2 separate regions of the Homo sapiens genome follow, and region 1 is linked to region 2. Evidence: chromatin loops called from intact Hi-C (ENCODE). Cell type or tissue: heart right ventricle. All regions are shown on one strand. Each heading gives the region's core, and the rest is flanking DNA. Links, peaks and the distances in the headings are about the cores only. Region 1 overlaps GLCCI1 (glucocorticoid induced 1). Region 2 holds the start of LOC124901586 (a long non-coding RNA gene).

Evidence for each region. A loop is a pair of places that touch in the nucleus more often than their neighbours do. Peaks named below come from ENCODE experiments on the same cell type or tissue, not always from the same donor. Only the 100,000 strongest peaks of a DNase experiment are listed, where the experiment ranks them.
Region 1: a loop joins it to region 2, with 1.8 times the contacts of the local background. A loop is called at or near these places in 2 of 110 quality-filtered maps.

Annotation. Positions count from the first base shown.
Region 1 is chr7:8,026,528-8,042,977 of GRCh38, forward strand. The region is part of intron 3 of GLCCI1 (glucocorticoid induced 1); the gene reads left to right. Among named protein-coding and RNA genes, the nearest start is that of GLCCI1, 66 kb to the left of the region's middle. RefSeq lists a silencer at 14,579-14,779. In heart right ventricle, for the core only: a CTCF peak has its summit at 9,581; no DNase peak of the experiment used is centred there.
Region 2 is chr7:7,916,615-7,933,064 of GRCh38, forward strand. LOC124901586 (a long non-coding RNA gene) reads right to left here and starts at 6,607. Exons shown (of 4, transcript XR_007060206.1): 1 at 6,492-6,607; 2 at 3,523-3,681. RefSeq lists an enhancer at 3,963-4,012. In heart right ventricle, for the core only: no CTCF peak of the experiment used is centred there; no DNase peak of the experiment used is centred there.

The DNA of each region.
Region 1 (16,450 bases), core at 5,173-13,172, 110 kb after region 2:
AGGCCAGGAGAGAGAGTCTTGAATTGCTGATGTTACCCCTCCATTCCCTGGCAGCAGTTGTGCGGAGCACAGAATCTGTGCACTTTGGGGAAGAAGAGCACAGCGACTGGGGAACTTTACACTGAACTCAGTACTGCCATATCACAGTGAAGAATAAAGCCATGCTGGCCTCAGCCAGTGCCTGTGCATGGAGGGAACGTTTGGACCAACCTTAGCCAGAGGAGAATCAACCATTCCAGCAGTCAGAACTTTTTATTGGCAAGCTTTAAAGAGAGAGACAGACAAGACAGACAGACACCCCCTGTTTGCTGAGGAGAAAGTAAGGGAAAAGAATAACAGTCTTTGTCTGGTAATCAAGAGAATTCTCCCAGATCTTTTTCAAGACCTCCAAGATGGTAGGTATAACTCTACAAATCTGAAAAAAACACAGTGTTATTGGGCTTGGGGCCCAAGTCTCTTTGAATACCTGGAAAGCCTTCCCAAGAAGGACAGGCACAAACAAGCCCAGACTGTGAAGACTACAATAAATACCTAACTCTTCAATGCCCAGACACTGAGGAACATCTACGATAATTAGCACCATCCAGGAAAACATGACCTCACCAAATGAACCAGGCACCAGGGACTAATCCTAGAGAAACAGAGATATATAACCTTTCAGACAAAGAATTCAAAGTAGCTATGTTGAGGAAACTCACGCCTGTAATCCCAGCACCTTGGGAAGCCAAGGCGGGCAGATCCCTTGAGGTCAGGAGTTTGAGACCAGCCTGGCCAACATGGTGAAACTCTGTCTCTACTAAAAATACAAAAATTAGCTGGTTGTCGTGGCACACACCTGTAGTCCCAGCTACTGGGGAGGCTGAGGCGCAAGAATCGCTTGAGCCTGGGAGGTGGAGGTTGCAGTGAGCCAAGATCGCACCACTGTACTCCTGCCTGGGTAACAGAGTGAAACCCTATCTCAAAAATAAAAGGAAGAAGGCATACCACCACAAAAAAATCACCAAAAGGAAGACAAGAAGGGTAGAAAGAAGGAAGGAAGAGAAAACCAGAAAACAAATAATAAAATGGCAGGAGTAAGTTCCTACTTATCCATAATAAAATGGAATGTAAATGGACTAAACTCTCCAAACAAAAGACAACGAGTGGCTGAATGGATGAAAAAAAAAAAAGAGACCCAATGATCTATTGCCTACAAGAAACACACTTCACCTATAAAGATAAACATAGACTTAAACTAAAAGGATGGAAAGATATTCCATGCCAGTGGAAACCAAAAAAGAGCAGGAGTTGCTATGCTTATGTCAGGCAAAATAGATTTGGAGACAAAAACTGTAAGAAAAGACAGGGTCATTGTATAATGATAAAAGGGTCAATTCAACAAGAGGATGTAATGATTGTAAGTATATATGTACTGGAGCACCCAGGTGTATAAAGCAAATATTATTAGAGCTAAAGAGGAAGATAGACCCCAATACAATAATAGCTGGAGACTTCAACACCCTACTTTCAGTATTAGACAGATCTCCTAGACAGAAAATCAGCAAGGAAACATTGGGCTTAATCTGCACTGTAGAACAAATGGACCTAATAGATATTTACAGAACATTTCATCCAACAGCCTCAGAATACAAATTTTCCTCCTCAGCACATGGATCATTCTCAAAGACAGACCACATATTAGGTCACAAAACATGTCTTAAAACATTCAGAAAAATTGAAATAATATCAGGAATCCTCTCTGACCACAGTGGAATAAAACTACAAATCAATAACAAGGGGAATTTTGGAAACCATACAAGCACATGGAAGTTAAACAATATGCTCCTAAATGACCAATGAGTCAATGAAGAAATGAAGAAGGAAATTGAAAAACTTCTTGAAACAAATGATAATGGAAGCACAACATACCAAAATCTATGGGATACAGCAAAAGCAGCACTAAGAGGGAAATTTATAGCTGTAAGTGCCTACATCAAAAAAGAAGAAAAACTTCAAATAAATAACCTAACAATGCATCTTAAAAAGCAGCAAAAGCAAGAGCAAACCAAACTGAAAATTAGTATAAGAAAAGAAATAATAAAGATCAGAGCTGAAATAAAATGGATTTGAAATGAAGACAACACTACAAAAGATGACTGAAATTAAAAGTTAGTTTTTTGAAAAGATAAAATTGACAAACCTGTAGCCAAGGTAACCAAGAAAAAAAAAGAATACCCAAATAAATTAGAGGTGAAAAAGAAGACTTTACAGCCGATACCACAGAAATTCAAAAGATCATTAGTGGCTACTTTGAACAACTATATGCCAATAAATTGGAATATCTATAAGAAATGAATAAATTCTCAGATACATATAACCTACCAAGACAGAATCATGAAGAAATCCAAAGCCCAAATGGGCCAATAACAAGTAGAGATTGAACCCATACTAAAAAGTCTTCCAGTAAAGAAAAGCCTGGGACCCAATGGCTTCACCGCTGAATTCTACCAAACATTTAAAGAACACCTAGTACCAATCCTACTAAAGCTTTTCCAAAAAATGGAGGGAGATGGAATACTTTCAAACTCATTCTACAAGACTAGTATTACCCTGCTACCAAAACCAGACAAAGACACATCAGAAAAGTAAAAACAATAGGGCAATTTATCTGATGAATATGGATGCAAAAATCCTCAACAAAATAACTAGCAAACCAAATTCAGCAATACTTTAAAAAGATCATTCATCCTGTCCAAGTGGGATTTATCCCAGGGATGCAAAGATGGTTCAACAAACTCAAATCAATGTGATGCATCATATCAACAAAATGAAGAAAAGCCATATGATCATTTCAATTGATGCTGAAAAAACATTTGATAAAGTTCAGCATCTCTTCATGTCAAAAACCCTCGAAAAAACTGGCTGTAGAAGGAATATACCTCAACATAATAAAAGCTATATATCCCACAGCTATTATTGTGCTGAATAGGGAAAAAGAAAAGAAGGATGTTCACTTTCACCAGTGTTATTCAACATAGTACTGGAAGTCTTAGCTGGAGTAATCATAAAAGAGAAAGAAATAAAGGGTATTTGAATTGGAAAGGAAGAAGTCAAATTATCCTTGTTTGTAGATGATATAATCTTATATCTGGAAAAACCCAGACTCCATCAAAAAGCTATTAAAACTGATAAATTCAGTTAAGTTGCAGAACACAAAGTCAACATACAAAAATCAGTAGTGTTTCTATATTCTAAAAGTGAACAATAGAAAAAGAAATAAAAAGTCATCCCATTTACAATAGACACAAATAAAATTAAATACCTTGGAATTATTCAAAGAAGTGAAAGATCTCTACAATGAAAAGTATGAAACACTGATGAAAGAAATTGAAGAGGACACCAAAAAATGGAAGGATACTTCATGTTCATTAATTTGAAGAATCAATATTGTTAAAATGTCTATTCTACCCAAAGCAATCTTAGATTCAATGCAATTCCTATCAAAATACCAATGAAATTCTTCACAGAAATGAAAAAAACTAAAATTTGTATGGAATGACAAAAGACCCAGAATAGCCAAAGCTGTCCTAAGCGAAAAGAACAAAACCGGAGGAATGACATGACCTGACTTTAAATTCTACTGAAGAGCTATAGTAACCAAAACAGCATGGCACTGGCATAAAAACAGACCCGTAGACCAATGGAACAGAACAGAGAATCCAGAAACAAATTCACACACCTAAAATGAGCTCATTTTTGACAAAGGTGCTAAGAACACACATTGGGAAAAAGACTTCAATCCATGGTGCTGGGGAAACTGGATATGCCTATGCAGAGAAAGAAACCTGACTCCTTTTTTTCACCTTATACAAAAATAAAATCAAGATGGATTAAAGACTTAAATCTGAGACCTCAAACTATGAAACTACTACAAGAAACCATTGGGGAAATTCTCCAGGACATTGGTCAGGGCAAACATTTCTTGACTAATACCACACAAGCACAGGCCATCAAAGCAAAAATGGAAAAATGGGATGACATCAAGTTAGAAAGCTTCTGCACAGCAAACAATCAACAGTGTGAAGAGACATCCCACAGAATGGGAGAAAATATTTGCAAACTACCCACCTAACAAGGGATTAACAAACAGAATATATAAGGAGCTCAAAGAACTCCATATTAATAAACCTAATAGTATGATTTTTAAAATGGGCAAAATATTTGATTAGACATTTCTCAAAAGAAGACATAGACGTGGAAAACAGGCATACGAAAAGGTGCTCAGCATCATTGATTATTAGAGAAATGCAGATCAAAACTGCAATGAGGTATCATCTCACCCCAGTTAAGATGACTTTTATCCAAAAGTCAGGCAATAACAGATGCTATTGAGAATGTGGAGAAATGGGAACCCTCTGTACACTGTTGATGGGGATGTAAATTAGTACAACCACTATGGAGAACAGTTTGGAGGTTTCTTTAAAATCTTGAAAATAGAGCTACCATATGATCCAGCAATCCTACTGCTGGGTATATACCCAAAGGAAAGAAAATCAGGATATTGAAGAGATATCTGCACTCCTATGTTTGTTGCAGCAGTGTTCACAATAGCCAAGATTTGGAAGCAGCCTAAGTGTCCGTCAACAGATGAATGGATAAAGAAAATGTGGTACTTATAGACAAAGCAGTACTATTCAGCCACGAAAAGAATGAGATCCTATCATAATGACGTCCAGTTCCATCCAACAACATGGATGTCATTACGTTAAGTGAAATAAGCCAGGCACAGAAAGACAAACATTGCATGTTCTCAGTCATTTGTGGGATATAAAAATCAAAACAATAGAACTCGTGGAACTAGAGGATAGAAGGATGGTTACTTACAGGCTGGAAAGTGTTGGGTGGGGAGCCATGGGGAGGTGGGAATGGTTAATGGGGGAAAAAGTTGGAAAGAATGAGTAAGACCTAGTATTTGATAGTACAACAGTGGGACTATAGTCAGTAATAATTCATTATTCGTTTAAAAGTACTAAAAGGGTATAATTGGGTTGTTAGTAACATAAAGAATAAATGCTCTAGGGGATAGATACCCAGTTTACTCTCATGTGATTATTATGCATTGCATGCCTGTGCCAAAATATCTCATGTGTCCCATAAATACATATACCTACTATGTACCCACAATAATTAAAAAATTTTTTTAAATAAATATTTTTAAAAAAACAAACAGACTGAAAGCAAAAAGATGGGAAAAGATAAAACAGTAACAATAAGAGAGCTGGAATAGATATGTTAATATCAGGCAATGTAGACTTTAATACAATAAAGATAACTGAAGAGAAATAGGAAAGTTTCATAATAATAAAAAGGTTAGTGCAAAAGGAACTTAAAACAATCATAAGGATATATGCATCTAACATCTGCATTTCAAAAATACATTAAGCAAAAAATGTAAAATGAGAAATTATAATTATATGACAGTAATTAGAGATTTCAGCATCCCATTATTGAGAAACCAATTAGAGAATCAGCAAGGTGATAGAAGACTTTAACAATATTATCAATCAACTTGACCTAACTGACATGCATAGATGGAAAACACCCAGTCACTGCAGAATAGCAGAAAGAAATCTTAGAAAATCCCAAATATTTGACAATTAAGGAACACTTTTCTAATAACCCAAGGATATTTTTTAATATTTTCAATTGAGTGAAAATGAAAACTCAACTTAGAATTTATGTATGCAGCTAAAGCAGTGCTTCAAGGAAAATTTATACTTTTAAATCCACATATCAGAAACAGAGAAAAACTTCTCATTAATTACATAAGTTTCCATCTTAAGAAACTGGAAAAAGAAAAGCAAATCAGAGCAAAAACAAGCAAAGGAATGAGAAAATAAAGAATAAGCAAAACCAATGAAACAGAAAAGTACTAGAGAAAAATCAGTGTAACTAAAAGTTTGCAGAGATCACTAAAGTTGAAAAACATTTAGCTACACTGACTAGAAAAAAAGCAGACCCAAATTACCAACTTCAGAAGTGAAAGAGGTGACATTACTACCAACTGTACAAACTTAAAAAATATTATGAAACAATATTATGAACAACTTTATGCCATCAACGTAGAAAACTGAGATGAAATGGACAAATTCCTAAAAGACACAAATTAGTAGAAAGGTATAAAGTGCCAAAGCTGACTTAGGAACAAATAGAAAATGTGAAGAAACTTATAAAAAGTAAAGAAGCTGAATAAATAATTTAAATTCTTCCCACAGAGACTATCCCGGGGTCACATTTGATGAATTCGATCAAATATTTAAGGAAAAAGTAATGTTAATTATTTACAAACTCTTCTTCTAAAAAATAGAAAAGGAGGGAACACTCTCCAATTTATTTTTTCAGGTCATAAGTACTGTCCTTTCAAAGTCAGGCAAAGACATCTCAAGAAAATAAAACAAGATGAATATCCATCTTGAATATAAATATAAAATTATTAATAAAATATGAGCAAACCAAATCCAGCAATAAATAAGAGGGATTATATACCCTGAGTAAGTGGGATTTGTCCAAGGAATGCAATGATGGTTTAACATCAGAAAATTAGTTAATGGCATGAATTATATTAATAGAATAAAGGACATAAATTACATAATCACCTAAGTAGAGTCAGATGAAACATTTGACAATATTCAACAGTCATTCATGATTAAAAAAAAAAATCAACAAACTGGGAACAGAAGAAAACTTTCTTCATCTGATAAACTGCATTTATGAAAAACCTACAGATTACTCATATTAAATGATAAAACAGAATGCTTTTCTCCTAAGGAACAAGGCAAGGATGTCCACTGTCATCTTGTCACCACTTTTATTCATTACTGTACAGGAGATTCTAGCCAGTGCAGTCAGGCAAGAAAACAAAAAGACATTCGGATTGTAAAGGAAGCAGTGCAACTTCCTTTATTCACCGAAGACATAATCCTATATGTAAAAACTCCTATGGAATGTACAAATATATTATTATAACTAATAAGTTTACCAAGGTTACATGATATGAGATCAACATACAGAGATCAATTATATTTCTGGGTAGTAGCTATGAATAATTAAAAAATAAGAAAACAATTTATTCACAGTTGCATCAAAAAAGATTAAAGTGTTTAGAAATAATTTAAGAGACCACTCCAGAATTTATACACTGAAAATATTACTGGATGAAATTTATAAGGATTTAAATAATGGAAATTAAATAAATGGAAAGACTTAACTTGTTCATGGATTGGAAGAATCAATAGTAAGATGGTAATTCTCAAATTGATATATAGATTCAATGCAATTTCTATGAAAATACCAGGGCTTTTGTTTTTTGGTTTGTTTTTTACTAGGAATTGACAAGCTAATCCTAAAGTGTGTATGGAAATACAAAGGATCTAGAAAAGTCCGAATAATCTTGAAAACGAAAAATTTGGTAGAATTATATTACACTATTTCAATGTTTCCTGTGAACCTACATTAATATAGTTAGTATAGTATTGGCACACATAAAGATTTATAGGTAAATGGAACAAAATTTGTGAATCTAGAAATAAACCCTTATATTTGTGGTCAGTTTATTTTAGCCAAAGAAGCCAACACAATTTAATTGAAAAAGACAGTCTTTTCAACAATTGGTGCTATAATAATTGAATATTTGTATGTACAAAATACCCTTAAGTCCTAGCTCTCACCATAGAGAAAAATCAGCTTTCAGTGAATCATAATCCTAAATGTAACCTCTAAAATTCTAAAACTTCTAGAATATATTAATTAGACATTCTTAGATACAATCTCAAGAGTAAAAGCCCTAAAAGAAAAAAAGATAATTGGATCTTCAATAAAATTAACACTTATACTTCAAAATACACCACTAAGAGAATAAAAAGACAAGCCACAGACTTGAAGAAATATTAGCAAATCATGTATTTGATAAAGGGCTTCTATGTAGAATATATAAAGAATTCTTACAAATCAATAAGAAGATAAATAATCTACTTTAAAAATTGGTAAGACACTTGAAGTATTTCATCAGAGAAGAGGATGGCTGACAAGAGACATCAGACACCACTTCTCAGAAAGAAGAACCATAGTTACAGGTGAATAATCATAACTTGAATAGAATATCAAGGGGAGAGTGCTGGAGTCCAGTGGAGAACTCACAGGAAGAAGCTAGGACACAGAAAAAGAAGGAAAAAGAGGCTGGCAGAGATTAGCTAGGAAGCCCAAGGGACTTGCTATTTTGTTGAAAGGATAGGTGGAAGTGTTTTGGGCTCCCCTTCCCCTCGCAGCAAACTGCTGGTATTCAAGAGTTCCTCTGCCCTTATGAACCCAAACACTGGTGTGGGTGGTGATTTGGGGACTTACTGAGGGCATTACACCAGACTACCAGCTCATGCTGGGTTGCTTACCCTCCCTGTGGACCCGAGCTGTGATGGCAGGCCCAATATATTTGGGACATGCCTGTTGAAGGACTGAGTCCTGCCCAAGGAACCTCAGGTCCTGCCCTTGTGTCTCGACATCACTGGATCCCATACAGACATTCCCTGGCACTCACTCAGATTGTAGCAGCCACATAGTGCTGGCTGGACCCAGGGGAGCTGCAGGATTCTCAGTGGTCTCTCCCTCAGGGAGTGCTGCTCCTAAGGGAAGGGAAAGTGCAGTGCACAAAAGTGTGTGCTGTCCTTTGCCCGAGAACTCCCCACTTGGCTGAGAGTGACTGCTACTTCCAGTGCAGATGTGGGCACTGTGCTTGGCTCTTCAAGGGAGGAACAGGGTTCCATCCCAGCAGCCAGGTGGCCTCAGTGCTTAAGCACAGATGTGGAGAAGGGATATCTCTCCTCTGCAGCTTGTCCACTGCTGCGAACACAGCCATGGCTGCTCCTATGGGAGGTTGGTACAGGCGTATCACAAGACAGCCATTCTAGGGCAATTAGGTATGGCTGTGTCCGCACTGATAATCTAAAAAATAAGAATTTATTCAAGCTGGGCCCAGGCTTGTGTGAAAGGTGGGGCACCTCCCCCTTATATGTGGAGTTGTTATGTTCCTGCAACAGAAATCAGGAGAACCACAAAGATGTATGTTTTAGGCTGAAGACAGGTTCTACACCAAAGATAGTTTGGCAGTAAGCTGTGAGATGGGCAGATTTCACAGCTCTTGGCTACACTGCAGTGTGGATATAGACAGTGTTGTCTGTCCCGTCAGAGTGTCCCAAGTGCCTAACAGGGGTGTGACAGGGAAGCAAATCATGTTCCTGCCTGCCTAGGTATGGAGCTGAGGCAGTTCCCTCCCCCACATAGAGAGCTTGTCACATTCTACCAGGAGCTCCTCTCACCACCCGCTTCAGGGCTAGTGATTGTGTCCACCATTGGAGTATTGAAGAGCAGGCTTGGTGGTTTAGCTCTACCCAGCTTTGTCCCCATCAGGGGCTGAGCAGAGATCTCAGGCTACTGTGCATTACACAGTCTGGCCAATTTGAAGCAACAGAGAGATCCTTCCAGTAAACAAAGATCAAGCATATACCCATCTGCTTCTGCTGTAGCTGGCCTTTACACATAAGCACCACCTATTGGTCTGTAGGTTAAATTGCACAACCCAATACAAAATCTGCTAACACAAGTGCACAGTTCTGGGGAATGAGATAAACTTCCTGAGACCTCCACCATCCTGGCCCAAGAGGCAGTGAGTTTGTTCACATGCCCAGTACATCACTTCTACAACTAGTATTTGAGAAGCCATCACACAAAGCATGTCTGAAACCAAGTAACTCATAGAAACTTTGCTTTCAGTGGAAAGCACCCAGAATAAAAGCCAAAAGGCCATACACAACATATATTATAGTCTCATCCTTAAGATGGAAAAAAAATCATGTCCAAACAAAAGTAAATTCAAAAATAAGAAGAGAGAGTTTATCCAGATGAGAAGGAACTAGAGAGACAATTCTGGAAGTATGAAAAAACAGAGTATTACAACACCTCCAAAGGATCATACTAACTCTCCAGCAATAGATCCTAATGAAAATGAAATCTTTTAAATACCAGATAAAGAATTCAGAATATTGATACTAAAGTTCAATGATACCCAAGAGAAAGTTCAAAAACAATACAAAGAAATCAGAAAAACAATTTAAGATATAAATGAACAGTTTATTAGGAGATACTTTTTTAAATCCACCAGAACTTTTAGAAATGAAAAATTCATTGAATGAATTACAAAATAGAGTTGAAAGTTTTAACAAGTAGACTAAACCAATGAGAAGAAAGAATGTCAGAGCATGAAGACAGGTCCTGCAAGTTAATCCAGCTAGAAAAAGAAAACAGAATTTTGAAAAATAAAGCCTTTGAGAAGTATGAGATTATGTAAAACCTCCAAACCTTGTCATAGGGAGAAGGTTTCTTCCTGAGGGAGAAGAAAAAGAAAAAAGTTTGGAAAACCTATGTGAGGAGATAATTGAGGAATAATTCTCTCATCTTACTAGAGATTTAGATGTTGAAATAGAAGAGGCTCAAGGAAATCCAAAAGATATATTGCAAGATGACTCGACCAAAATAGTCTTCAGACAAAGTCAGTGTGAAGGAAAGGAATCCTAAAATCAGCAAGAGAAAAGCATCTAATCTCCTGTAAAGGAAACCCCAACAGACTTACAGCAGAATGCTCAGCAGAAACTCTATAAGCCAGAAGAGGTTGGGTGCCTAATTTCAGACTTCTTAAAAGAAAAAGAAAACTGTCAGCCACGAATTTTGTATGCTGGTAAACTCAGCTCGGTAAGTGAAGGGGAAATAGTATTTCCCAGACACGTGAATGCCAAAGGAATTCATCACCACTAGACTGGTCCTACAAGAAATGCTCAAGGGATTTCTAAACATGGAAATGAAAGGTTGACACTCACCATCATAAAAACACATGAAAGGATAAAACTCACAGATCTTATAAAACAGTTCCACAACTGAGACTACAAAGCAACTAGGTAAGTTAACATTATGATAGGAACAAAACCTCACATACCAATATTAATTCTGAACATAAATGGGTTAAATGCTCCACTTAAAAGATACAGCTTGGCAGAATTGATTAAAAAGCAGGATCTAATCATATCTTGCTTACAAGAAATCCACCTAACTGCTAAAGACACGTAAAGACTCAAGGTAAAGGGGTGGAAAAAGACATTCCTTGCAAATGGAAAGAAAACGTGAGCAGGAGTAGTCATACTTACATCAGATAAAACAGATTTTAAATCAACAGGGAAAAAAAGATAAGGTCATTATATAATGATAAAGGGATCAATTCAACAAGAAGATATAGCAATTCTAAATATATATGCACCCAATACTAGGCCACCCAGATTCATAAAGCAGATACTGCTATACTTAAGAAAACAGATAGTAATACAATAATAGTGGATAGGGGACTTCAGCCCCCCACTGACAGCACTAAATGGGTCATCAAGACAGAAAGTCAGCAAAGAAACACTGGACTTAAATTGGACTCTAGATCAAATGGACCTGGTAGAAATTTACAGAATATTCACAGCAGCCATAGAATATACATTCTTCTCATTAGTGCATGGAACAGAACACCAATGAAGTCACTGATGACAAAAGCAAATGGACAAACATTCTAAGCTCTTGGATTGTAAGAGCTTAAATTAATATGGTTAAAATTGCCACCTACATATTCAGTATAATTCCTATCAAAATACCAAGGTCATTTTTCATGGAATTAGAAAAAATAATCTGAAAATTCATATTGAAAAAAGCCCAAATGGTGAAAGCAGTCTTAAGCAAAAAAAGAAGAAAAGTTTATTGCATCACATTACCTGCCTTCAAATTATACTACAAGGCTATTGTACCCAAAACAGAATGCTACTGGTAGGATAGCAAAAACATAAATCAGTGGAACAAAATAGAGAACCCAGAAATAAAGTCAACTGATTTTTGACAAAGTTGACAAAACATATGCTGGGGAAAGTACACTCTTTTGAATAAATGGTCCTGGGAAAATTGTGTAGCCATATGTAGAAGAATGAAACTGAACCTATATCTCTTATCATATACAAAAATTAACTCAAGATGGATTAGAGACTTAAATGTAAGACCTGAACCTATAAACATTTTGGAGGAAACCTAGGACAAACCTAGAAAACCTAGGACAAACTTGAACATTGGCCTAAGCAAAAAATTTATGAGTAAGATCTCAAAAGCAAATGCAACAAAAATAGGCACATGGGAGTTAATTAAACTAAAAAGCCTCTATGTAGCAAAATAAATAACAGAGAAAATAGACTACCTACAGAATGCAAGAAAATATTTGCAAACTATATATCTGACAAAGGACTAATGCACAGAATCTACAAGGAAGTCAAACAATGCAACAAGAAAAAAAATACGTAACCCTGTTAAAAAGTGGATAAAGGACATGAACAAACATTTTTCAAAAGAAAACATGCATATAGCCAACAAGGAGATGAAAAATGCTCAGTATCACTAATTATCAGAGAAATGCAAAATAAAATCAAAATGAGATAGCACCTTATACCAGTCAGAATGACTATTAAAAAGTCAAAAAAAAATAGTTGTTGGTGAGGAAAAGGGAATGCTTATACACCATTAGTGAGAATGTAAATTACTACAACCTCTATGCAAAAATATGGAGATTTCTCACAGAACTAAAAATAGAACTGCCATTTAATCCAGTAGTCCTACTACTGGGTATCTACCCAAAAGAAAGGAAATTATATCGGAGACACCTCCACTCACATGTTTATTACAACACTATTCACGGTAGCAAAGATAAGGAATTAAGTTCACGGTAGCAAAGATAAGGAATTAAGTGTCAATGGCTGATCAGATAAAGAAAATGTGTGTCTGTGTGTGTGTATATATATGTATATACACACACCACGGAATACTATTAATTCATAAAGAAGAATGAAATCATGTCTTTTGTAGCAACATGGATAGAACTGGAGGGCATTATCTTAAATGAAATAACTCAGAAGCAGTCAAATATTACATATTCTTACTCATAAGTGGGAGCTTAAAAATATGTATACATGGACATAGAGAGTAGAATAATAGACATTGGAGACTTGGAAGGGTTGGAGTGGGGTGAGGGATGAAAAATTACCTAATGGTTACAATATTTAGGTGATGGTTCCACTAAAAGCCCAGACTTCAGCCGGGCGCAGTGGCCCACGCCTGTAATTCCAGCACTTTGGGAGGCCACGCGGGGTGGATCACTTGAGGTCAGAGGTTTGAGACCAGCCTGGCCAACGTGGTGAAACCCCGTCTCTACTAAAAATACAAAAATTAGCTTGGCATGGTAGCGGGCTCCTGTAATCCCAGTTACTTGGGCGGTTGAGGCAGGAGAACCACTTGCACCCAGGAGGCAGAGGTTGCAGTGAGCCGAGATCATGCCACTGCACTCCAGCCCGGGTGACAGAGCAAGACTCTGTCTCAAAAAAAAAAAAAAAAAGAAGAAGCCCAGGCTTCCCTACACAATATATCCATGTAACAGAACTGCACTTTACCCCCTAAATCTATATAAAAATAAATAATAAAAAAGTATTTCATCAAAGAGAATGTATGAATGGCAGATGACCACATGAAAAGGTGTTCAACATCATTCATTAGTCATTAGGGAAATGAAAATTAAAACCACAATGAGGGAGGTGTGATGGCCCACAACTATAATCCCAGCACTTAGGGAGGCTGAGATGGAAGGATCTTTTGAGCTCATGAGTTCAAGACCAGCCTGAGCAACATAGTAAGAGTTCATCTCTACAAAAAATACAGAAGTTAGCTGGGCATGGTGGTGTGTGCCTGTGGTCCGAGTTACTCAGGATGTTGAGACAGGTGGATTGCTTAAGTCCAGGAGTTTGAGACTGCAGTGGACTATCTATGATCATGCCACTGCACTCCAGCCTGGGTGGCAGAGCAAGACCCTGACTCAAAAAAAAACTTAAAAACCATAGTGAGATATAATTAACACACACACACACACACACACACACACACACACACCAATGACTATTTAAAAGACGGATTAATTGCAAGCATTGGTTAGGATTTGGAGGACCTGGAACTCTCAGACATTTTTAGGAATATAAAGTGGTACATCCACTTTGGAAAACACTTTGCTAGTTTCTCAAAAAGGTAAACAGAAATTTAGCATACAACCCAACAATTTCATTCTTAAAAGTCTGTACAAGAAAAATGAAAACACATGTCTACATTGAGACTTATACACAAATGTTTATCGCAGCATCATTCAAACTTAATCCGTAAATGTATGCATGTGCTTTGCTTCATCAACTATCATTTTCCTCTCCTTGGGCTTCCTTATTTCCTGAGACACAATAATAGTGAAATAGGCCAACTAATACTCCTACAGTGACCTCTTAAGTGTTCAAATGAATGAGAGAGTCATACCTCTCTCACATTCAGTCAAAAGCTAGGAATGATTAAGCTTAGTGAGGAAGGCAAGTAAAAAGCCAGTACAGACCAAAAACTAGGTCTCTTGCACCCAAATAACCAAGCTGTGGATGCAAAGGGAAAGGTCTTGAAGGAAATAAAAATTCTACTCAAACAAACACAAGAATGATAACAAAGCAAAACAGCATTATTGCTGACACGGAGAAAATTTGAGTGGACTAGATAAAAGATCAAACCAGCCACAACATTCCCTTAAGCCAAAGCTTAATCAGAGAAGGGCCCTAATTCTCTTCAATTCTGTGACAGCTGAGAGAGAAGAGGAAGCTGCAGAAGTAAAGTTTGAAGCCAGCAGACATTGGTTCTGAGGTTTAAGGAAAGAAGCCATATCTATAAAGTGCAAGGTGAAGAAGTACTAAGTGGTGATGTAGAAACTGCAGCAAGTGAACTGGAATACCTAGCTGAGATCATTGATGAAAGTGGCTACACTAACAGGTTTTCATTATAGACAAAACAGCTGTACTGTGGAATAAGATGTTGTCTAGGACTTTCATAGCTGGAGAGAAGTTGATGATGCCTGGCTTCAAAGCTTTAAAGGACAGGCTGACTCTCTTGTTAGGAGCTTGCTTTTTTTCTTTTTTTCGAGACAAGGTCTTGCTCTGTCACCCAGGCTGGAGTACAGTGGCATGATCGTAGCTCACTGCAGCTGCAGCTGGGCTCAAGCAGTCTTCCTACCTGAGTATCCCAAGTAGCTGGTACTACAGGCATACACCACCACACCCAGCTAATTGTTTTTTATTTTTGTAGAGACAAGGTCTCATTATGTTGCCCAGACTGGTCTCGAACTCCTGGGCTCAAGCAGTCCTCCCGCCTCAGCCTCCCAAAGTGCTGGAATCACAAGTATGAGCCACCACACGCAGCTGCAGCTGATGATTTAAGCCAGTGCTCATTTGCCATTCTGAAAATCCTGGGGATCTTAAAAATTATGCTATGTCTATTGTGCTTGTACTTTATAAAGTGGAAGAACAAAGCCTGGATGATATAGCACATCTATTTACAACATGGTTTACTGAATATTTTAAGCCCACTATGGGGACATACTGCTCAAAAAAGGAAAAGATTCTTTTCAAAATATTACTGCTTATTGACAATTTGCCTGGTCACCCAAAAGCTCCGATGGGGATATAAAAAAAATTAATGTTTTCATGCCTGCTAACACAACATCCATTCTGCAGTCCGTGAATCAAGGAGTAATTTCAATCTTCAATTCTTATTATTTAAGAAGTACATTTTGTAAGGCTTACAGGTACCATAGATAATGATTCCTTTGATGAATCTGGGCAGAGTAAATTGAAAACCTTCTGGAAAGGATTCACCATTCTAGATGCCATTAAGAACATTTGTGATTCATTGGAGGATTTCAAAATATCATTAACAGGAGCTTGGAAGAACTTGATTCCACCCTTAATGGATGACTTTGAGGGGTTCAAGACTAGAGTGGAGGAAGTCACTGCAGATGTGGTGGAAATAGCAAGAGAACTAGAATTAGAAGTGGAACATGGGCTGGGTGCAGTGGCTCATGCCTATAATCCCAACACTTTGAGGCTGAGATCACTTAAGCCCAGGAGTTTGAGACCAGGGCAACATAGCAAGACCCTGTCTCTTTGAAAAATAGAAGTGGAACCTGAAGATGTGACTGATTTGCTGCAATCTGGTGATCAAATTTGCATGAATGAGGAATTGCTTCTTACGGATGAGCAAAGTAAGTGGTTTCTTAAGTAGGAATGTACTCCTGATGAAGAAGCTGTGAACATTGTTGAAATGATAACAAAAGATTTAGAATATTACATAAACCTAGTTGATAAAGAGTGGCAGGGTTTGAGAGGATTGACTCCAATTTTAAAAGAAGTCCTGCGAGTAAAATGCTATCAAACAGCATCACATGCTACAAAGAAATCTGGTATGAAAGGAAAAGTCAGTCAATTTGGCAAACTTCACTGTTATTTTA
Region 2 (16,450 bases), core at 4,666-12,665:
CTCAGGATCTATGAAAGGAGGAGCAGACTTTCAGGGGCCGTTGAAGTTGAACTGCCAGTGCAGACGGTGATGGAGCTTAGAATATAAATGGGCATGGAACCTGGATGTGGATGAGATTGTCAAGGAAAACATTTAACAAGAAAAGACAACCAAGATGGAATTCCGGGTGTAGAAGAAAACCCCAGAGTAGACTGAGCAGGAGTACTCAAAGAAGTTGGTTAAAAACTAGGAGATGGTGATATGACAGAAACCAAGGGAGGAGAAAGGAGGGCATGGTCAACATTATCCAATGCTGCTTCATTTTTTAATAAGGATTAAAAATCGCCCACTGGATTTGGCAATTAGATCTCTTATCAGGGTCATTTAAAACTCTTCTAGATCCTGAACACAGTGGTTTCTGAGGATCCAACCACATATTACAGCAAACATTAAAATGCACCAAACTCCATATTAAATTTATGTCATAAAAATTTAGGAGATTAACCTTTTTCCCTTTGAAATTATTACAAATTAAAATGTTCTATTTTCTTCTGTATTTGAGTCAGTCAATTTTTAATTTTTCTAAAATGTTTTTCTAAACATTTTTTTTCAAACATTTTATAGGTTCTTGAAAATGTGGAGGACCTAGGCTGTCATAAATAGTGACCATATTCAGGCTGGGCACGGTGGCTCATGCCTTTAATCCCAGCACTTTGGGAGGCCAAGGTGGGCAGATCGCTTGAGGTCAGGAGTTCGAGACCAGTCTGGTCAACATGGTGAAACCTTGTCTCTACTAAGAATACAAAAAATTAGCCAGGCGTAGTGGGGGCTGCCTGTAACTCCAGCTACTCGGGAGGCTGTCTGGAGAATCTCTTGAACCCAGGAAGAACAGCCTGCAGTGAGCCGAGATCACACCACTGCACTACAGCCTGGGCAATAGAGCCAGACTCTGTCTCAAAAATAAAATAAACAAAACAGATAGACCCACATTCAGAGAAGGCTACAGGGGCCATGGAGTGAATGAGTGATGGAGCCAAGACAGTTAAGTATGAACTTCTCTTTCCCAGACATAGCAAAGAAAGGAAAGAAAGAGATGGAGAGAGCAAAGAAGGCCGTAAAATCCAGGTAGAACATGATTTATTTAAGATTGGAGTTTTTCACATGGCTTAGAAGAAAAATGTAGCAAAAAAAATTGATGACTCAGGAGGGAGTAGTAATATTTGATCAAAATGCTGCTTAAGGAGACAAGAAGAACAGATCCAGAACATAGGTAGGATTCACCTTCTTTAATGTCCCTCTTTGTCTGAATCCAGATGGAAGGAGGTGTAAGAACAGGTGGTGGATAGGTGCTCACATCCTATAGCTATCATTAATAATGAAATGTTAAAATCACAACTCTCTCAAGTAACTGCCACCACCATTTGGCATTGTTCTTCTAAAGATCGGAGACTACAATAATGGCAGCAAAAGGTCCCAGCAGTTAACAACTCTGTTTCATAAATAATTTCAAACTACTCTGTGATGCAGAGTGCTGTGTAGATGCCTGTTGGGGTTTGGCCCCTGATTCCTTTATGAGCCAAGAAGAGTCAATGTACTCTCTCTATAATAGATGTTGGCAGTAAAATGCCCACCTGTGTCAAGCAAATTGATTTGTCAAAAGCACCATCTGATAAATTTGTCGATTTACAGAGAAGGCAGGAGCTTTATGGGAAGTGCATTAACTCTTTGGGGCCCTTGGGGCAACAGAACTAAATCATTGCTGCAGTACTAAATGATTTCTCTAATGGCCCCAAAAGTAAATGCGTCCCCCAAAATCTCAGATGTTCCCAGGTGGTCATTCACCCTCTGAGACTTAAAATGATTACAAATACTTTTCAAGAGCTATATCGGTGGCCCAGTTCTCACTTTGCAGATAGGGGAACTGAAGTTCATTCTAGGCCAGTTAGTAACAGTTTAGAGTAGATACTAGCCAGCTTAAGTGGCCAGCTAATAATTAGCATTGCTGCTCTGACACCAATAGATATTCCAGTGATCATCTCAGTAAATATTTGTCATTTGAAGTGTAACTGCTCACAGTAAAAATACTCCATATTCATTCCCACAGAGTAGACAATTAGCTCCAATAAGATTGACTTATTGAATGTCCTTTTGCAAAAATTTTATTTTAGTTGTGGCTTTTTTTGTTGTTGTTAGATGGTTGTCAATTGTAGAAATAGAAATGAAAACTCAATAAAGAAGATAGGAAAACTTTGTGATAGATGCTGGAAGTAGGTCTCAAATTTCATGAGCAAGTTTATTAAGCTCATACACTGAAGACATTGGGTCATCTTTGGAGGTGTTGCTTAACAAGCCATGAGTGTTTCAGAGCTGAAGGGGGCCTTGAAAGCCTTAACTCAAGAGTGCTTATTTTACAAATGAAAAAATTGTCTCTAAAGTGGCCCAGCCAGGCCTTTTGCCTTAAGCTTGCAAAGTGAGAAAACCTGTTTACATAAAGACAACACAGAATGGGGGTCAGGGACTCCCAAGACTTGAAGACTAGTGGCCACAGAAAGGGGGAGAAAGCATTGTACATGGTTATTATTATTATCCAGATTGATTGTAAAAAGGCCCACCAATTCTTGGGCCTCTTCCCTCAAAAGGAAAAGACAACACATACACACACATGCACACATACACACACACACACACACTCACCTACACACATAAAGCAAAATTAGTTACCAAATGATAAGCATGTAAAACTTGAGGCAAAGAAGTTCTATTCTGGGCTTATCCACCTCTAACCTCAAAGCTTACTTGCATGGCTAACAGCTTTTAGGAACTTCATGACCAGATACTCAATTGTAAATTTCTCTAGAAAGAAAAAAATAAAAGCTACAATAACAAAATGTACTCTGTAAGCACAGTTGAACCTTGAATATTTTTGATGTTGCTTCCCAGTGTATTATGAATGTGTTATTATAAGGTTTACATAGAAGAGCAATGATCTGTGTAATTTCTTGCCTAAAATGGTAGTCTTTTGGTCAGTTGACCAAGAATGAGAACAGCTTAGGGTTCTGGGATTGCATGGAATGAGACATTGGTTTTGTTTGTTTCGTTTTATCTTGTCATTGGCGATTAGATTTAGGACATAAGTGCCAAAATAGGCCATTTTAATCAACATTGGGACTTCCCTGTTAAAATCTTGGCTGAGTTCAGTGAGTTTCACAAACACATAAAAAGCAAGCTTAAATACTGGCAGAGGGTGGCCTGAAAAGGAAATTCAGCTTTCTTGCTGAATATTATTATTAATCAAAATAAGTATAAGGATCAAATAATTATAATTGCATTAAACTCTTTGGGGACTTGAGACTTCTGTCATTTCTATAAACTAAGAATAGCTATTATTGAATTCACTTATGAATCACAATTCCTTACACTTATTTGTCATCTTACACATCACAAAATGCTTTCACCTGTTATGATTTGGTTTGATGTTCACAGTGCAAATGTGCAGGACAGGTATTATTAGCCCCGTTTAATAGATGAGTGAGTTGAACTTACGAATGGTCAAGAGCTCTTTCCATAGGCAACATTGCCTCTAAGATCCTCTTAGCTGTCCCTTTGTGATGAATAATCACTTCTTTGCTCAAGGAAGAACTAGGCCTTCAAAGGTTGCTGTCATTTTATATAAATGTTGACTGAAGGTGTGCACAACCTGACCTGGAAATACAAGAAGTATGTCATTGACATATCTTTATGATATTCAAGCAGGTTACCTTTTTTCTACCAATAATAATTGAAATAAATTAAAGAGAGTACAGATTAAACATATGTTTTCAATTGATGGTGGGAATGTAAAGAGGCTCTTAATGAATTTGTTAACGGCTGTTTCCATTTTGCTCAATGCTCGGTTATCAATGCCAATGAGTTTTGGACTTTGATCATAATAACATTTACCTGTTTCTTTAAAAGCTGTTTTTTTTTTCATACTGAAGGTTACCCTAGTTGCATAGTGCACTTTTGCCAGCCTGATGACGCTTCTGAATGCCTCCAGACCAGTGCTCCCTAAGAATCTGTAAACTATTCTTTTCATGCCAGCTGTTGTGCTCCTTTTATTCCCCCAATTTGCATATGGTGCTTTACTGAACAAGAGAGTTTTTCTTTCGGTTTCACCCAATGCAGGTGTGCAGTCATTCTGTGAGAGCTTTTGTAATTGGCTATGTAAATTATCTCTCAGGTCCAAGGGCCAAAAATATAGTTTTTCATAAAGACAATAAAAAACCACAATATTTATATTTTATTTTTTTTCAGTCTTCTGAGAAAATCTTTCTGCCAGTAGCAACATCACAAACGGCATCAGTCATTGTGGGAAGAGTTGGCAATTATTTTTCTAGCTGGTGTAGGTTCGTAGAAAACAAAAATTTTCAAAAACCATAAATACGTAATAAAATGTATTGGCTTACTTTGCTTTCTGGAAAAGCCCACCAAAATTTCTTTTTTGTATTTACTTTTAAAATCTTCCCAGATACTTAAGAATTCCTGGACTCTATATCCTCTCAGCCACTGTTTTTTATTTTCTCCTGCAGTCATTTTCTATAATATGCACTTATCTCAGACTCAGAACACCAAACTGAAATAGGTGGAAAATTTTTCTTTTTTCCTCAGTTATATTTATGTGTACGGATGCTAATTGGGGTAAAATGAAGGTACTGTGAATCTTCAGACATTATAGAAGATCTGGGCTTGTCAAAATTTAAGTGCCCTTAACCTTTATTAAGTATTGTAACCAGAAGTCCTACAGATATATAAAAGGTCAAATATTTATCATGTGTACAAATCTGACCCCAATAATAATAGATTATTTATCCTACAGCTCTTTTAAAATGTCAAAAATCATATCACATCTCATATAAAGAAAATATGTGATTTTCATGAAAACTAATTTCATTAATTATTCAGATGTCACTAGCCACCAAATTTTAGATGATTTTGGACTTAATTCCTTCTCAATAAACATAAAATAAATTAAACTTTTATTGATATGAACTATTGCTTTACTCCAAATTTTCACAGTCCTTAAATAAAAATATAAAGCAGGAACTCAGACATTTTCGCCAAATGGCTCCTTTCACCCTTAAGCTTTGTTCAAAGTTTTGGCCAATTCTATGAAAGCCCCAAAAAATAAAAAATAAAAACTTTCTCTGCTCTGTCCTTAAAAACTTAGTTTCCAAGTTAAAGTTTATAATCACGTTAAAGTCACTTGACTTTTAATGTTTACATTTTATAGAAAGAAAAAGGAGTATTTGAGTTGGCTTCTAGTAGGTTCCAAATGAGGCAGAGTAGAGCCTTAAATTTCTTGTAATGATCAGAAGGCAATGCATCCTTTTTATTATGTGGTAATCTGTTGGCTGAGTTCAGATTGCCAACCTCTCTGTACCCTGCTTTGGTTGACTAGTTGGCTCACTCCTCTGGATGTTACATAATAGCCTGTGCTGGTAGAGAAGGGGACTCAGACACCAACTTTAGGCTCAGACTGACTTGAGAGAGCCATAGTCTCAATTGGCTTTGCAGAAAAAAAGTCATGTTGTACCATAGACATGAGCAGTTTTTCTAAATTCTGTCATTTTAAATATGTCTTCTGGTCACTTCTCTTAGTTCTCTATTGATCAGGCCACTGGAGAAACATAAGGATTTTTACAAAGTGTTTGTCTTTCCAGGAGACCGCATTCCGGATATGAAAGTATCTAATCCCCACACACTTTCCTAAAGATGGTGCTAAGTCATCTTCCCTCACTCATTCTTGCTGGAGCTCACTCCCATGTTCCTTTTGTAGGTGGCATCTATTTCTTATCCACTGTAAATTGTGCCAACCTGCTTTCTTCAGCAGATTGTTGGTGCTAAATAAATGGTGTGATTTGTAGTAATAATGGTGATGATAATGACTCTTAAAACACCTAACTAATCCCAGTGAACTCTCAGTGATGTTTAGGCTGTGGAACACATGGTTGACTAACAGTGATAATGACTGAAAACGAGGTGATAAATTGCTATGCAGATTGTTGATGGCCTATAATTGCCTTAAAAGGGGGATATTTTATAACAGACTAATCCCATTTAAATAAATGTGTGTGTAGCATTTTAGATATATAGGACTGTATCTGTATTTTTTAATAATAACCAGCTCCCTAAAATACAAGATGCAAAACAACTTAGATAAACACTCCTTAGGTCAAGGGCCATGGGAGGTAAGAATTAAGGTTGTGTTTGCTCTTTCTTGAGTGTTGCATTGTTCCTGGGTCGGTAAGCATAACTTTAGAGACTCCACCAATATAAACACGAAACTACCTAGTTATGAGCCTGTGTTTACACAGTCCGGATCAAAAGCACAGACACTCAGGTTCATTTGCATTTGCTGCCAAAAATGTCCTAATTCTTCTTTTGAAAAGGAGCAATAATTCATATTTTGATGCCATTTACTCCCAAGGTTAATTTATATTTACAAATTTTATAACAGGCCTCATGTTCTTTACCATGTTGCCAGCACTTTCTTTTCTTTTGAGTTGCATTGTTCTTTTCTAAGGAACTGATTGTGTGGCAGATCGTCGGATCATTGCAGGGAGCACAGATGAAAAGCCTGTTATTCCAAAGGATTAAATTGCAATTCTTAGTGAACCATTGCCAAGCGATTTTTTTTTTTTTTTTTTTTTTTTACAAACCCGAGGAGGATTGGAAATAGGAAATGTTATGCCTTGAAAAGGGGTGGGAATGGTTGAATGGATGAGGAAGGACAATCATCCTAGTAAGTGTTATTAAATTCTCTTCAAGTAAAATCATGGAGCAAATAAATGATAAAATCTGTAAAATATCCAAATGGTCAGGAATAATAAGTAACTGAGTTTGTAAAGAAGTAATAATATCATGGGATAGATTTTGATTGAATCTATCCCATGATTCAGTAAAAATTTACTCCTGATTTTTATTGAATGTAGCATGTAGCATTAATACACAAAAATAATTAAAATTCCAGCTTTACTTTAGCATTTTCAGGGTTCAAGGACTATGGGGGCAGAGGACCTAAGATTTGCAAATCACTTCAATACGACCTCTTTGGGGAAGGATAGAATGTAGTAGGAAAAAAACAATGAAAGGGAATCTCTATCTTGGAGCATGATAACTGAGCACATTCCCCAAAATCTGACCTGAAATTAGGAAGAGAAATTAGTTCCGTTTGAGGTTCTAAACACCAGGAAAGTTTCATATAACCTGAGAGGGGACAGGATAAGTAAATTTTGGAAAGAAAACACCATAAAGAAGAGATGTTTCAAAATTCAATTCTGAAATATGTTAATGAACTCAGAGGAAGATAAAGGATTTAAATGCCCAATGTAATGGAGAAATTAGAGTAAGGAGGAAAGAAACTGACAATTTACCGTGTGCTCTTTGCAACAGGCAGCCTACAGGATGCCATTGTGGTTTCTGTTTGTGTATTACTCTGAGAATCAAGAACAAACTCCACATGAAATGCTGTAATAAAGAGTTGAAAAATATGCACTGAAAGTATACCATGTTTCAGGCACATATCAAGCATGATGGTACATGCTTGGGATTAAAAAGATGGATGAGATACAATACCTGCACTCTAAAAGTTCATAGTATTTGGGAGAAAAGAGAGACATACAAGAGGATGATTGCAGTCAAAACATTGGAGCAGATGCTACAAGGATATGTAATACAAATGAAGTTCAAGAATCACAACTTGCTTTGCCTGGGAAAATCAATAAATGCATTGAAAAAGGGGTAGTGTTTGAGTTGGGTCCTGGAGGATGAGTAGTTCTTCAGGCACAAAGAAGACAGATGCAAAGGATAAGGTGCATGCAGTGTGATAAGTTCAGAGTTGCCTGGGTTGAAGGAGTCAGCAGGAGAGGAGTTTGGAGGTTGGTGGGGTTAGGCTATTGAGGGCCTTTTGTAGTTGCTGAGGGGTTTAACTTTAACCAGTTAGGTGCAAGACAGTGTTACCAGCTTTAAAACAAGAGAATGATCCAATCAAATGTGTGTCTCAGAACAGAAGCTCTGGCAGGGAGGGATAGGATGAGGCTGAAGTCTGCAGGTAGCAGTCAGGAGGCAGTTGCAGCAGGGACAAAGGGGAGATGAGAGATCAGATTCCATAGATAGTTTGGAGATGATATGAGTAGATCTTTGGGAGATATTAAATGTTAGGAGTGAGGAAAAGGAAAAGTTGAAGGGGTTTGCAGCTCCTAAGGTTGTGATACCACTAACTGAAATAAAGAACACTGCAAAAGGAATACATCATTTATGTCTACAGCAGGGCAGTATGGGGGGTGGCATGCAGGGAAGGCTAGCAGATAGGTTGTTAAAATCCTGCCTGTGTAGTGGAGAAGACTACAGCTTGGAGAGAACCAACCAGAACAGTGTTCTTACCCTGCCCCACCCTATTGTGTCCCTGAGGAGAATCATGGGTCAAGAAACATTTGATTGGAATTTTGCTAATTTTTTATCTATTAAAAATGCTATTTATTTTTATTGATTTATTTATTTGTTTTTTTGAGATGGAGTTTCGCTCTCGTTGCCCACCCAGGCTGGAGTACAATGGTGTGATCTCGGCTCACCACAACCTCAGCCTCCTGAGTAGCTGGAGTTACAGGCATGCACCACCACACCACGCCTGGCTGATTTTGTATTTTTAGTAGAGATGGGGTTTCTCCATGTTGATCAGGCTGGTCTCAAACTCCTGACCTCAGGTGATCCGCCCACCTCAGTCTCCCAAAGTGCTGGGATTATAGGCATGGGCCACTGCACCTGGCCACAAAATGCTATTTTTAAAACAGGCACATTCAAGCCTGCCATGTACTGAATATTATTACAATAGAGACCAACAACATGCCAACTCGTCTCAGACTAACCTAGAATGTGGCTCTCAGAACAAATGAAGTTCCCTCTCATTACTTATAAATGGAATAGTGTCCTGATATTACAAGGCAACTTGTTTAAAAACTCATATTTTTACCATTTCCAACAGCTTATTTTTGTTGTCAAGAAAATCTCAATACTATGCAACTAGTAAGAAATCACAGAAATATCAAAACAGTCTTACTTTTCCAATTCATTGATATGCATAAATATGATAAATTTAAACTAATGAAATGTTTATGAAATATTCTTATTTATTTCTCATAGTCTATCTGATATATTAATAGTTTGGATATTTGTTGCTGCCCAAATCTCATGTTGAAATATAATCCCCAATGTTGGAGGTGGGGCCTGGTGGGAGCTGTTTGGGTCATGGGGGCACATCCCTCATGGCTTGGTGCTGTCTGCGTGGTAGTGAGTGTGTTCTTTCTGGGCCCATTCCCTCTCTGCTCCTGCTTTCACCATGTGACATGCCTGCTCCCAATTTGCCTTCTGCTTTGAGTAAAAGCTCCCTGAGGCCCCCCTCAGAAGCCAGGCAGGTGCCATCACAATGCCTCCTGTACAGTTTGCAGAATCATGAGCTAATTACGTCTCTTTTCTTTATAAATAACCCCGCCTCCGGTATTTCTTTATTTCAACACGAGAACGGCCTTACACACCATCGTATATGGATTGTGATTATTCATAAGATTTCTTTGGGTTCTACTTCTTAAAAAGTTTTAAAAACACTGAATATAAAGTATATATTACATTTATTTCTCCTGAAATTTATTTCTCAGATTGTTAATCAGGTCTTCAATTTTTGGACTCATTTAAAATTCTAAAATTGTTCTTTTGCTCTTTTCACACACATATCCATATTCTTCTTCTGGCTCGCCACTTCTCCTTCTGAGCTTGGGATTTATGCAAGACAATAACGGGAACAATCTGATATGGCAGCATAATAACCAACCAAAATATGTCTTTTCTGTTTTTCATTTTGCTTGATCATGACAACATCAAAATGCAAGAATGGGTGAACTGTTTTGAAGTCTAGGTTTTGAAAACACTTGTTTGCTGGTGTGGATGTGTGTGCATTTTTATATTTAACATTAATAGCAGCTTTCTCTGTCATTTTTACACTTTCGTTTCAAAAACAGTGGCCTGGACAGATCCTGGCAAAATACATTACGTGGTTATGGTAGCAGCTAAAATGTTTGTGGAAGAATAAAAATGTACATTAATACAATTTACACTTATTTTATTAGTTTATGTAATCTTATATGAGCAAGAATCAACTCTTCTGTTGTATATAACTTTTTAATATGTTATTTGAACTTCATCAACAGCTTCTTGATTGGGTCTCAAGCATTAATCAGGCCCCTCACAAGTACTATGCGAGGCTTAAACATCTTGCATCCATCATAAAGAATAAGTAGGACCATAATGACTAATCACATTAGCATAATTTAAAAATGCAGAGCGTGAATAGCTTTTTTCCCCAAGATTTGTAGTAAAAACATATGCACAATAAGACTGAAATGATTCATTACACCATTGACTTGTTTATATTATAACATATTTATGTGCCCGGCAGAATGAAACCATAAAACTGCCATTAATGAGTACAGGAAAGAGGTTCTGTTTTTAACTAAATTACATGAATTCATAATGAATACATTTTAAAAAAATTATTTTAAGGAAGGGATCTTGCTATCATGTTGTGTCCTTTTGGGACATTACAAAACCCATTCTCATCATAGATCTTTTTTGTCATCTACACTTTGCACTTTTCACTTAGGCTATAAGTAAATTTAGCAATTTATGAACAAGTTTCTGCCCTTAAAGCCAAACAATAAGTTGCAGGTGGAGTCACTTCGTATTGCAGAAGCAAACAGCTAAAGGAAAATGTATTCTTAGGGGAAAAAACAAGAACAAAAACACCTTTTTCTTTGTAGCCACTTACAAATAAAAAAAATCTTGCCACCCCAATGGATATGAGTTCACTGGTCCCCTCTCGGAACTTTGGGATGTCTGCTTTAGGATTGAATTTGTCTGCTAAATACTATTTATTGAGTGTCAGGCACTGAGCAAGATGCTTCAGAGGCAACAATGAAAAATGACAAACATAGTAGTGACTTAATTGCCATTGCCTTACCATCTGGTAAGAAAAGCAGAAAGAGAAACAGACATTTAAATTATAGTATAAAGATTTTATCATGGAAGAACAAGCAAGGCGTCCAGGTGCAAGGACAGTGTTGATACCTGAAGGTAAGCAGGAGTTTGCCATGTGAAAGGGCATGAGGGTTAAACAGAATTATTCCAGGCAGAGGGTAGTATTCTATGTGGAATGTTTAGGGAACCGAGAATAGTCATTATCAAATAATTGTTGAATACATGTTGACTGCATATAGCTAAACCATAAATCCCAAGAAAAAATATAGCAAGAGATGAAGCTAGACAGTATTCAGGGGTCCAGATTTATTCACTTAACCATATTCAGGAGCTAGGGAAATATCAGTGTGCAAGATAGACATGGTATTTTCTCTCAGGGAGCTTATTGTTTAGTTGGGGAAACAGATAAAAATAATCACAATAATAATGTCAAATTGTAATGAATGCAATGAAGAAAACAAACAAGTTGCTAAGAGACAATAACAAGAACTTACTTTAAATGGGATCAGGATGATACCTCTGAGGAGGTGAGATTTGAAGAATGAGAAGGAGTCAGATCATGAAAGTCTGGGGAACCTTATTAAGGAGCTATGGCTTTATCTTGAGAGTTACGCATGTTTAAAGATTTTAAATAGGGGAAAGATGTCATCAATTTGCATTTTAGACAAATCACCCTGGCTGCTATGCAGAGTCTGGAGATGAATAAGTCAGGAGGTAGGGAAACAAGTTGGATGGTGTATTTGTCTGTTTCATTGCTATAAACGAATGCCTGAGACTGGGTAATTAATAAAGAAACGAGGTTTATTTGGCTCACAGTTCTGCAGGCTATACAGGCATGGTGCCAGCATCTGTTCAGCTTCTTGTGAAGCCACAGGAAGCTTACAATCATGGTGGAAGGCAAGGGGGAAGCCGGCATATCACATAGTGAGAGACGGAGCAAGAGAGAGAAGGAGGAGGTGCTAGGCTCTTTTAAACAGCCAAATCCCGTGTGAACTCATAGAGTGAGAACTCACCTGTTATGGTGAGGACAGCATAAAGCCATTCATAAGGGATCTACTCCCATGACCCAAACACCTTTCACTACACCCACCTTCAACATTGGAGATCACATTTCAGCATGAGATTTGGGGGGGACAAACATCCAAACTATATCAGATAGCTTTTCCAGGAATCTGGGTGAAAGATAATTTCCTAGTGCTAGAATATTTTAGTCACTGTGGTATTAGGCAGGGATAATATTAAAATACTTAGCTATTTTGGCATAAACATTGATCCATCAGAATGGATGCAAGCCTTAGCACTAGAGCAGAGTCTTCAGGTGTCTGCTAGACCAGGCTGGATGGGGCACGTGGACCCCAGAGGTGGAGCCAGCACAACAGGAGCTTAGGCCAGCAGTTCTTTAAAACAAATATGGACATATTTCAGTATTTTAGCAACAGATGCTGCTATACCAGCCTAAGAATTAGGTATAGAGAGCCAGGGAAATATCCAGGAGATGATTAGGAAACAGAAGGCTTACGTTTTGGTAATGCGAAAGAATGCCAAAGGGAGGAGTTAATGATTAGGCTCTGGTTTCTGCTTGGGAAACCAGGTAAACTCATGTATGTATTTATTCAATCATATTTGCTCAGCACTTTACATTTAAGACATCTATCTGAGAGACTTGCAATATCAAGTGGGCAATTGGATATATGAGTAAGGAAATGGGGGAATGATCTGGGCTGAAAAAGTAAATTTGTGAGTTTCCAGCATAAAGATATCATTTAAAGCTATAGAGTAGATGAAGTCCCCTAGGGAGAGAAGCAATAGAACCCAGGACAGAGTCCTGAGCAACTCCATCATGTAGTTTGTGAAGAGGAGAAGGAGCCTTTGATGATTGACAAGTATTCCTGCTGAAGGAAGGAAATCAGTCTTGAAAGGTTTCAGAAGATGAGTGGAGAGTATTTCCAGAAGGAGGAGTGAGTGGCTGGCTGTGTTGAAAGCTGTGTAGAGATTGAGTAAGAAAGAGAAGACTGGAGTCTCTGAGGGATTTAGCAACATGGAGATCGTCGGTGACCTTGATAAGGACAATTTTAGTAGGTGGTGAGCGCAGAGGTCGGACTATCTAGAGTTGAAGGTAAATGAGCAGTGGAGAAAGAGAGCTGGTGAGTACAAAACAACTTTTTGCGGTGATGTGGGCTTCTTTGATTTTTATTTAGGGGAGGGACTTGAGCAAGTTTAATTGCAAGTGGGGGAGCCATTGAGGTATTTCGATAGATTCTAGGGGTGTACAAACTAGAGCTCCTGTCTATTTTTGTAAGGAAAATTAGAAGACAGCCACCCTCATTCAATTATGTATTGTTTATGACTGCTTTTGTGCTACAAGGGCATAGTTTAATAGTTGTGATAGAGACCTATGGCCCACAAAACAAAAATGTTTACTCTCTGGCTCTTTATAAAAAAAAGATCGCCAATCTCTGGATTAAGCTAAAATATTACGTGCCCTTGCCCATTTAATTTCCCCCAGGAAACCCAAATAAGTACATATGTATATAAATGCATGCATAAGCACATAAACCAAATAAAGAATTTGTTTCCCAAGGCAAAAGTGCGATGGAAATTCTCTCTAGTCAGTTTACCAATTTATCAACAAAAAAGAGAAAAAGACTTTGCTCTTCTGTCGATAATACACTTATAGCTGTTGTTGACAATAGAAATTAGCCTATTGTAGTCACCACTACATACCCAGTACCTGGTGCTGAGCCTGACACATGGTAGGTGTCCAATACATATTGTTTGAATCAAGGAAGGAAAGGTACCAGGTGCTGTACTACATGATTGCTTGGAGCAAGAAGCAGAGGATCTTTCCTAGATTTGGGTAGATAGCGGAGAATTCCCAAGGTAAATGAGCTTATATGGAGCTATCCCAGTGAGGTTTGTGGAACCTGGAATAAATCACATTCCTTTAGAATTAATTTGAGAGGTGAATGGGGGAATGGGTTGGGGAGATGAAGTCAAAGCTCATGTCAAGAGTAAGCTCAATATGGAAACAAAGTCACAAAGAGGCAGTGTGTAGCTTGGCTGCAAGAAAGGGCCATCCCTGCAGCTCTTTATTTGTTGCGGTGAAACAGCAAATAGAGATGAGCCAAATTTATGTATAGTCCAAGCCAACTTATCCCTCAGGAGTGGGACCAGGAGTTGGTCTGTTAAAAAGTAGGTTAAAGCAACAAGTCAAAAAATGCGATTTTCCACAAACATTTTAACTGAAAAAAAAAAAATGTATATGTCATCAGTTTTCCAATCCTTTGACATAGGGGCAAGGCCTTTTCTTTTCTTTCTTTCTTTTTTTTTTTTTTTAATTGAGACAGGGACAGGGTCTCGCTCTGTCACCCAGGCTGGAGTGCAGTGGTGTGATCATAGTTCTCTGCAGCCTCGACCTCCAGGGCTCAAGCGACCCTCCCACTTAGCCCCCCAAGTAGCTGGGACTACAGGCACATGCCACCACATCTGACTAATTTTTAAAATTTTTTGTAGAGATGAGGCTCATTATATTGCCCAGACTGGCCTCAAACTCCTGGGATTAAGTGATTCTCTTGCTTCAGCCTCCCAAAGTGCTGGAATTACAGGCCTGAGTAACCAGACCTGGCCAGCAAGGCCTTTTCTTTGAGCACAGGACATCACAGAACATCACTCTTGAATAAAGCACAACTCCTACATATTAACTAAGATTTAAAGTATGGATTTCTTTAAAGGAGAGTGAGAGCTTATAGAGAAATGGGAAGAAATCTGAGCACAGCATCCTTCTAGATTTTTTTCCACAATCTTTTTGCAGCTGTATTACTCACACTTTGTGATGCTTTCAACTTGTTTTCATAGAAACAGCTCTTTTGCCTTCACATTTTATTGATTTATATAATATTTAATGAAATCACATCATTATTATAATAAAATACAACTATCATAAACAGATTTAGGAAATAAGAACTGCTTCTCAGGGAGCACATAATTCCTATCAGAGAGTAGCCTGCTAATTTTGTTCTGTGTTGGGGAGCATTATGATACAAAGGGAATAGAGACTCACTGATTCTGGTGAGTCCAGGAAGGGAAAGCAGGTTAAGACTGTTGTCGGCAAGGGTGGTACAAGCACGTTACAGGCAACAGCTGGTGCTCCTTGAGTCACTGACAAGCTGCCAGAACAGCTAGGTCCCCTGAATATTGACCTGGGGCAGCTGTACCAAGTCATCCCACTCTAGGGACCTTGGAGTATTGTGTGTTGGAAAGCATGTATTAAGCACTTGCTGTAGCTGCTTCTGGAATACAGTATGTGGAATAATAGCTGAATCCTCCTAACAATGCAACTTTCAGAGAATTGCAACTGATGAGAAACCAGCCTTGCTTATCCTGTAGCAGATTTAGCTTTGGAAAGTATACTTAAAATTCTCCAACTGCTAGATCTAGACAGAGACGGTAAAATCTCAGTAAACTTATTCTGGCAGCTTGTTACATGGTAACTAACAAAGAACACCCAAAATAGTGGGCAGAAATCACTGAACAATGTAAAAATCAGAGTAGTGGTTAATGTATTACCATGAACTGAGACTGGGGAACCCTCTGTTCTCCATCAAATGCCTACCCAGCTTTCTAACTTATTTTGAGCTAAATTTGGGCTGATAAAAATGATTCTATTCTCTACTACCAATATTTTGGAAAATTATTTCCAATAATGTGGAAACGACAGAAATAAGATTGCCCTGTAAAATCAAGACTAGCATTGATGAAAAATAGGTATTCAGCATCTTAAGAAACAGAATATTTCCAATTTAAGAACATTTACAATATTAAATATTCTATATTGAGATATTTAATGGTAGAAGTTGAAGAAGACTAAAAAGTTCAGATACCTTCTTTGACAGATGTGGATATCAAGACCCAGAAAGGTTACATGATTTAGTCAAGGACCCATAGCCAGTTATGAGCTAATCCAGTTACAACCCAAGTCTCTCAGGTCCTAGTCTAATGTTTTCTCATTATAACACCCTCCTTCTACATGAAATCTTCTGATAAGTTGGTGTCCTTAGTGACCTGGCTACTGTAGCTGAGTCATAAATTACCCCATAACTCAATGATGTAACACAACCATTTAGTATGCTCACTGAGTCTGTGCATTACAGATTTCGCACAGGGCACTGTAGCGCTGGCTTGGCCCTGGTCTTCGCTCCAAGGCTGAGGGCTGGGATTATTTGAAGGCTCATTCACATGTCTGCTAGTTGACCCATCTTGGAAGTCACACAGCATGACTTCCACTCTATTCCTTTTTTGTTGAGGCAATCATAAAGGTCCACCCTAGTACAAGGGGATAGACGCCACTTCTTGATGGGAAGTAGCAAGATCCTCGAAGAGCATGTGAGACCAGAAATATTGCTGTGAC